2 separate regions of the Mus musculus genome follow, and region 2 is linked to region 1. Evidence: chromatin contacts called from ENCODE POLR2A ChIA-PET data. All regions are on one chromosome and are shown on one strand. Each heading gives the region's core, a stretch centred on a gene start or an enhancer-like site at or near the end of the contact. The rest is flanking DNA. Distances are from core to core; before and after follow the strand shown.

The links. ChIA-PET counts read pairs that join two places held with the same protein, here RNA polymerase II (POLR2A).
Region 2: POLR2A ChIA-PET joins it to region 1 with 49 read pairs in embryonic stem cell. The contact joins the promoter of Cct7 here to the promoter of 4933423K11Rik in region 1. POLR2A ChIA-PET finds 5 or more read pairs at or near these places in 4 of 5 experiments (Patski and embryonic stem cell).

The regions. Positions count from the first base shown.
Region 1 is chr6:85,372,453-85,376,495 of GRCm38, reverse strand. 4933423K11Rik (a long non-coding RNA gene) reads right to left here and starts at 1,642. Exons shown (of 4, transcript XR_869208.2): 1 at 1,274-1,642. It overlaps Rab11fip5 (RAB11 family interacting protein 5 (class I)), which reads left to right and starts at 1,862. Exons shown (of 6, transcript NM_001003955.2): 1 at 1,862-2,398. The coding sequence starts at 1,968.
Region 2 is chr6:85,449,457-85,453,499 of GRCm38, reverse strand. Cct7 (chaperonin containing Tcp1, subunit 7 (eta)) reads right to left here and starts at 1,995. Exons shown (of 12, transcript NM_007638.4): 1 at 1,373-1,995. The coding sequence starts at 1,378. Pradc1 (protease-associated domain containing 1) reads left to right here and starts at 2,198. Exons shown (of 5, transcript NM_001163427.1): 1 at 2,198-2,387. The coding sequence starts at 2,321.

The sequences.
Region 1 (4,043 bases), core at 393-2,892:
TCTCTTTCTTCTCCCCTTCCGATGTTTTTAAAGTTTTATTATTATATTTGGTGTGAGAGAGTGTGCTACGGTGTACTTGTGGAGGTCTGAGAACAACTTGCTGGAATTAGCTCTCTCCTATCACGTGAGTCCTGAGGAGGATCGAACTCAAGTTGTCAGGTTTAGTGGCAATGAAGACACCTTGTTGCCTACTGTTTTGTTTTTGTCCTGAGTATATATGCATACATTATTAAAAAATATTCTAAGCCAGGCAGTGGTGATGCATGGCTTTAATCCCAACCCTTGGGAGGCAGAGGCAGGTGGATCTCTGTGAGTTCAAGGCCAGCCTGATTTACAAAGAGAGTTCCACAACATCCAAGGTTACACAGAGAGGCTCTGTCTTGAAAATTGAAAAAAAAAATCTAATTTAAGGGTAGGCTCTGAAAGTTAACAGAAAAAAGTAAAGGCTCACCATGTAGCCCAGGCTGGCCTTGAATTTGCCTTCAGAGTCCTGGGATTATAGGCTGTGCTACAACAGCTTCTTTGTTATGCATCTTAGGTAAATTTATCTAACCTATAATTCTGCCTTCTGGGAAACCAAATTCACATATAGGGTGGCTCTGAAGAATGAGTGAGGTCATGCACAGAAAGCTCATGAGTCAGTTGTTGGCCGACTCTTGCTGAAATTCAGCATCCATAATTATTAACCATTATCTTAATAATGAAACAAGTGTGCTGGCAGTTCTCAGAACACAACACACAGTAGGCAAGTATGAATGGATTTAGAGGTGGAAGATTAGTCCTGTGGTAGAATGCTTGTCTACTACCAACAAGGCCCTGTTTGCCTTGTTTGTATATAAGGCTAATGTTTTAGCTAGCCTGGAACTCACTATGTAGACCAGGCTGGTCTCAAACTCAAAAAGATCTTTCCTCCTCTGCCTCCCAAGTGGAAGTGCTGGGATTAAAGGTGAGCACTACTACACCTGGCCACACAAAAGTTTTAAAACCAGTGGGCACGCCTTTAATCCCAGCACTCAGTGGAGGCAGGAATTTAACAATTCGAGCCGTAATCTACATAGCAGGTTCCAGGAGAGCCAGAAGAGACTCCGTTTCCAAAAAAAAAAAAAAAAAAAAAAAAGGGAGTGGGGGAAAAATCAAAGCAGAAAAAGATTGTTTTAAGTCCCACTCCAGTGATTTCCCAGCGGCGGCTCTAGGTCATCACATATATGTAGAGAGTTGAAAATGGGAGCGCATGTGCGATTTAGGGGGTCTCTAGAGTAGGCATCTTATCTACCCTCAAATCCACGCCGAGCAGAATGGATCTTCGAAGCAGCGAGGGCTTTCAGGAGTACAGGAGCTTGCAGAAAACCCTGACACTGTCCAGGTAGAGCGCGGTGGATAGTTATGCAGAGAGGTTCGGCTCTCTAGCTTGGAGTCGCTGCCTAAACGGGGCGGGGCCATGGTGGTAACCACGCCCACCTCTCTGCAGAGGCTGCAAGCGGCCTTCGTCCCTAGCCCCCTCCATTTCTTCCTTTGCAGTTCCGCACTGTGCACAAGCGAATCCGGTCGTGATTAAGGCATGGCCAGATCTCAATCCTCTCCCCCAACACACGCAGAGGCCGCGCCCTTCTGCACCGGTCACCTTTTAGAAGAGCAGCGGGAGCTTGAGGTTCCCCCAGAGGGGCTGGGCCAGTGAGAAAGCCCCGCCCACATCTTTGCAGAGGCCGCGCCCCTCTCTGGGTTTCTTTAGCTCTTAGGCAGCTATATGCTGGTGGAACTGGGGGCGGGGCCTGGCCTGGGCCTAGGCGGGGCGTGACGTCGCGGGGCGGCCGGCCGCCCGGGAGGCGGGGCGGCGGGGAGGCGGCGGCCCGCTTGGCCCAGGCCAGCCCGCAGCTGCGGCGGTCGGTGCGCTGCAGGCGGCGCGGGGGAGCCGGCTCCTGACAGCATCCCGCGGCTGCCACGTCTGTCACTCTGTCCCAGGGTCCGCCATGGCTCTGGTGCGGGACCCTGAGCCGGCGGCCGGATCCTCCCGCTGGCTGCCCACGCATGTCCAGGTGACCGTGCTGCGGGCCAGCGGGTTGAGGGGCAAGAGCTCGGGCGCCGGCAGCACCAGCGACGCGTACACGGTGATCCAGGTGGGCCGAGAGAAGTACAGCACCTCGGTAGTGGAGAAGACGCAAGGCTGCCCGGAATGGTGCGAAGAGTGTTCGTTCGAGCTACCGCCTGGAGCCCTGGACGGCCTGCTGCGGGCACAGGAGGCAGATGCGGGCCCTGCGCCCTGGGCCTCCGGCCCCAACGCCGCCTGCGAGCTCGTGCTCACCACCATGCATCGCTCACTCATCGGCGTGGACAAGTTTCTGGGCCGGGCAACCGTAGCTCTGGACGAGGTCTTCCGCGCAGGCCGCGCCCAGCACACGCAGTGAGTCTGGGGCGCTGGGAGCAGGGACAAAAACGGTTGAAGGCCTAACCGGGCGGGGCTGGTTGGGACGTCTGGACCCGGTCCTCCCACTCAAGGACACAAACCCGTATACTGTTTGTTACTTCTCATTCAGCCTTCTGCCCTCCCCAATTCCCCCTGACTGTCTCCCCAGCAGCCTGGTGGGCCTGGAAGGCCTGATGGAGTTGGTGTAGTGACCAAGCGTTGGCAGTACATGGCCAAGGAAAGTTCGGAATGGGATTCTGAGGCTGTGGGAATTCAAGAAGGGAAATTTAAAGACTTCAGGGTCTGCCTTCTTTTCCTCAAAGAGGTGACTAGCCTGTAGGTAGTGGAGAGGAAGTCTCACCTTGTAGAAGCAGGAAGGTGAGGTGTTATCTTCCAAGGCAAGATTGAAGGGAGACACCCCAGCCTTCCCAGGGGTTACACAGGACACTTGGCCTTTGAACGTTCAGGGATACACCTCACCGTATAGACGTACTCTGTGACTCTGTCTTAGGGTACCAGGACTGAGAGCATTGGCCCACCTCGGAGTAAAGAAGGGTACATTTGAATCAGCTTGGGTCAGTGGGACAGTGGTTATAATGCCCTCAGTTCTCCGGATTATTTTCTCTAGAAAGGATAGGAAAAGTTCTTATTGTTTTGTTTTGTTTCGAGACAGGGTCTTTCTACGTAGCGCTGTCTGTCCTGGAACATGCTATGTAGACCTGGCTGCCTTTGAACTCAGAGATTCTACTGTCTCTGCCTCCCCAATGCTGGGTTCAAAGGCCAGAGACACCAAAGCCTGGGAAGGGTAGGAGGTTAAACATTTATTTTGTCAGAGTGTGTCCTTTGTAGGGTTAAGATCAAAACCTAAGATTTGTCTTTGCTGTGGTGGCACACACCTTTAACGCCATCATTTGAGAGACAGAGCTGTGTGTATTTCTGTATTCCAGGCCAGCCAGGCTACACAGAGAAACCCTGCCTTGAAGACCAAACCAAATAAACAAAATAAAAGACCTAAGACTTGGATCACCTTTTCCTGTTTGGGCCAGGGACCATGTAGAAGTCAGTCCCCAGGGCTGACCACCTGCTGTGGCTTGCTTGGGCCAGTTAATTTCTAAGCCTCCTGGGTGGGGTCCCAGAGAATGGGTGCAGAGTGGTGTCCCTCCGTAGGAGAACTGCTAGGCAAGGTTTGCTGGTTTTGAGTAAGTCAAAGAAGGCTTGCTGGAGAGGGATGAGCCTTCAGCCTGGTGCAGACGAAGAGGAAAGCAGGCTTTGAATAGAAAGGATCTGACCTTGAGCAATTTTTTCTTTTTTCCAAAACATGACTAGGGAAGGGCTTTCCTGGCTGGCCCACTGTGGCTGGGGTGGGATAGACCTGGGCACATTCCAGGCAGGGCTGTGACCTGACTTCATCCTCCCTCCCCTGGCTTCTCTCCTTCCCTCATGACTTGCTGTTTAGTTGCTGGGTGTGGAGTCATGAGGTATAACTTGGTCCTTGTTTTCTTCTTTTTCCTCCCTCTTTTGTGTCCTCACCCTCCTTCCTGGTCCAGGCCGATCAGGGGGCTGGGTGTGGGGTGGAATGCTCTCTTCTGCTCCCTTAGCTCTTTCCTTTCCCCATTGCCATAGCCCCATTACCCTTCAGCTA
Region 2 (4,043 bases), core at 746-3,245, 77 kb before region 1:
TGACACCTCCATGGGCATTACATGTACATAGTAACCAGGCACACAGTAGTCATAACACCCACATACACTAAATAAAACAAAAGTCAATACTATCTATTAAACAATTAGTTGGAGGAGGCCCTGGAAGTGGCTCAGGGGTAAAGCTGCTAGATGCATAAGCCTAAGCACCAGAACTCATTACAAGTCTGTCATTGTGGTATATATCTGTAATCCCAGAACTGCTACAGCAAGATGGGAGGAAACAAGAGTCACCAGCAGCTCATAAGCTGTAAGTATGCAGCACAGCAGCAGAAACAAGAATCATCAATTTAGGTAAAACCCAAATGTGATGGTCTGGGACCCTTTGATAAAAGGTTTGCTACTTGTTTTGGCCAATGCTGGGCCACTGGTCATATCAGCAGCAATGATGCATATTTTACTGCAGCACATATGACTCATGGATTTATGCCTCAGCTCTGGTCTTCGCCGACCAAATCAATTTCAAGCGCTAGGGGTCAGGGAGCATGGACATGCTTCTGTAGGGACTCCTTCGGAGGAGAAGCTGTAATTTGGTAGCAGAGGGAGGACCTTACAGGTTTCCAAGTCTGTCTGGCATCTACGCATAGGAAGAAGCTGCAAAAGGCAGACAAAGGATTGACACTAAAAAGCAAAACTTAACGAGTGTGCTGATGCCAAACGCACAGGATTCTGTCTTGGAAGTTGACATTGCTCACTAACAACTCAGGTTTATCACAGGGGAACAGGGGAGGTATCTGACGCTGTCGGGGATAAAGGGTGATGCAGGAGGATTACAGGCAGACCTTTAAGAGACTCTCCTGCCTAAAGTACTCAGGTCGTCCCATCTTTGGTACTGTGTACATCAATTGCCCTTTTCCAGCACCAAGTACATTCGGGAGAACTAAAAATGCCCCCAACGAACAGGTTCCAACAGGAACGAAGGATTCTGTCTTTCCACATGCGGGAACGTAAACGACCACAATGCCAGGCAGGGCGTCACTTGGCCCAACCTAAAGACCCTCACGCTGCCTCTGTGCGCCTAGAAGCTCGCGCCTTCACTTCCGCACCTCCCAGGGCGATGTAACCCGGCCTTATGGTAGAGGTACAGAGCTCAACACACACTCGGTTCCGAAAACCCAAGCCTCCATTACGGGGAACAGGCTGAACAAGAGGTCTGTGGTCCCAAGCACCATGAGATCCATGGTTTCCAGGCCCAGCGGCATCGCGAGCCCCATTCGGCTCTCGCCAACAGCTTCAGTTTTGGATCAAGGCCGCCTCCGGCCGGGGAGCGGAAACGAGCCACTGTAGACACTCCGCATGGCGGGCCAGGGCCGCAGGGTCGTGGATGGCAGCGGATGCGCGGAGAGACACTCACCATCATCTTGGAAGCGGCTTCAGGTACCCGCAACTCGTCAGTTGTCCGCCTCGGGGCCGCCCACCCAAGCCCACAATGCTCCGCGCCGGAGAAATGCCCAGAAGCTTCTGGCGAGACGTTAGCCCGGGAGAGGAAGGGGCCGGACCACTTCCGCCACTCTATGGTTAGCTCCCGAGGTAGCCGGCTAGAGGAGTCGGAGGTCCAGGGACGCTCTAGGAACTCGCGTTAGCTTTGGCGGGGGTCATCGAGTCTCGCAGTGCTTTTGGTTTGTAAGGTGCGGTAAGGTCCCGCCTCAGCCCGCGCTCCCAGACGCCATGGTAGACGTGCAATGAGCTATCAGTACTGAACACCGGCTAGGAGAAGCACCTTAGGTGAGTGATCTCACTGCACCTGCTCAGCTCCGTGGCGAGGGAGCTCCGTGAGTTTCACAGGTAGCTTGGGAAGTTGGGAACAGTGTCCCGGGTCACAGGTGCGCGGCCCGCTCGGGCGCAGGAAATTTGCTCGGGTCGGCTTCTAGCTCTGTAGCGCCCCTTATCGGCCGAGGCGGCGCCGTGCCGCCTGCCCCTTCGCGCGAGGCCCGTCTCTGCCTGGGGAGGAGAGCCGTGGATCCCGCGCAACCCCGCGAGCCGCCCACCGCAGGTTCCGGGAGGCGCGTCTATAAGGAGGAGTGCGGGGGCGGGGCCGCGAACTGCAGTTGCTATTAAGAGTTTTGGCCAATCAGCGCCCGGTTCCACTTCTCCTGGCCAATAGGAAGTGGCCTAGGGCGCAGAGGAGGAAAGTGCGGCCACACGAACAGGCGTGGCGGCCAATCAGCCGCTGGCCTCCGTTCTGTGCTCCAACCGGCGCGGAGAGCGGGCCTGAGGGAGGCCGTGGCAGCTGTCAGGCTAAAGTCGGGCGAGGGATCGCGGCGGGACGGCGGCGGCGGCGGCGGCGGGACGGGCCCTGGAGATGAGCCGTGGCGCCGCGGGCTGGTGCTGTCTCGTGCTCTGGCTGCCCACGTGCGTCGCGGCCCACGGTGAGCGGCGACGGACAGGCGGGCGGGGCGGGAATCCAGCGTGCGCGCTTCCCGGGCTGGGGGCCACGGGTCACCTTGGGGACCCCGCGAGTTTGGGCCGCCCAGATCCAGGGACTAGACGGCTGCAGCGGGTGGATGCTGGTTCCCGGGTCAGTGAGTAGGCACAACCTGACAACCCCACCCCTCCCCGTCGAAACAAGAGCTTTCAGCTTTCCTCCCACTGAAGGCGACCCTGGTGACAGCTAGAGATCCAGAACGGAGGATGTGAGCGTTCTTATAGGCAGGAACACACATATGGGCTCACACGCACAGGCACCCACTTACACAACTCGAACATAAATGTACACACCTACGCGTTAAGTGAACACATGCATATACCCGAAGCTTATTAGATAAGCACATCAAATGCCAGACAGGGGTGTGCTTGTGGAAAGGGTTGCCTGGTGTTAATCCAGAAGGCTTCCTGGGGGGGGGGGGGGGTTATCCATCTGATGAAGTGTACCTACACTCAGGACAAAAAGCTGCAAGCCCCCTTAGCTCTGTCTGAGCTGTAATTTGGACCATAGACAGGATCAATTATAGACACAGCAATTGGATTGACTAACAGACCTGAGCTTCCATCCATCAACATTTACTTGCCTTTCTGGCAAGTTTAAAGAATCCAGGGACTCAAATCCAACTGAGAAAAAATATCCTAGCAAAGCTCTCGTGGTTTTTTTGGCCATTCTCTTGTTCAGGACAGCAGAGCTGGGCAGAGTTCTTTGTTTAGTAACCTTTACTGAGCAGCCACTGTGTCCTAGGCACTGGAGATTCATCTCTGTATAAAGCCACATACTTAAGGCTGGAGAGGTGGTTCAGTGGTTAAGAGCACTGACTGCTCTTCCAGAGGTCCTGAGTTCAAGTCCCAGCAACCACATGGTGGCTCACAACCATTTGTAATGGGGATCTGATGCCCTCTTCTGGTGTGTCTGAAGAGAGAGAGACCGTGTATTCACATAAAATAAATAAGTCTTTTTTAAAAAGCCACATACTTAGAATCACTGCTGCGATGAAAGAAGCTGACATAGAATATTATGAATCCACCATAATTACAGAGGAAGTATTAGCTGGGAGAAAGTATATTTTGAATGGGTGGAGGAAGGATAAGGCAGCATCTTTCTGAGAAATGACAGGTAAACTTTTAGGAAGACCCAAAAAGATAAAGACACTGAAAAGCCAGTACAGCTTTAACATGGGAAAGAGGAAACAAGAGTGGAGTGGGTATAGGAGTCAAATCAGGCAGGGCTTTCTACACCACAGCCAACAGCAGCATACACTTTAGTAGGTGAAGGGGACATTGAAGCTCTTGCAGTGGGGCAGGTGGACAGAGGCAGAGAGCTGGACAGACAGCTTGGCAGTTAGGAATACTAGTTGTGCCCGGCAGTGGTGGTGCACGCCTTTAATCCCAGCACTTGGGAGGCAGAGGCAGGCGGATCTTTTGAGTTCGAGGCCAACTTGGTCTACAAAGTGAGTTCCAGGACAGCCAGGGCTATACAGAGAGACCCTGTCTCGAGGAAAAAAAAAAAAAAAGGAATACTAGTTGTTCTTCCATAGGTCCCAGCTCACCACTGTCTGTCCCTCCATTTCTGGGGAGCTGATACCCTCTTACAGACTCGG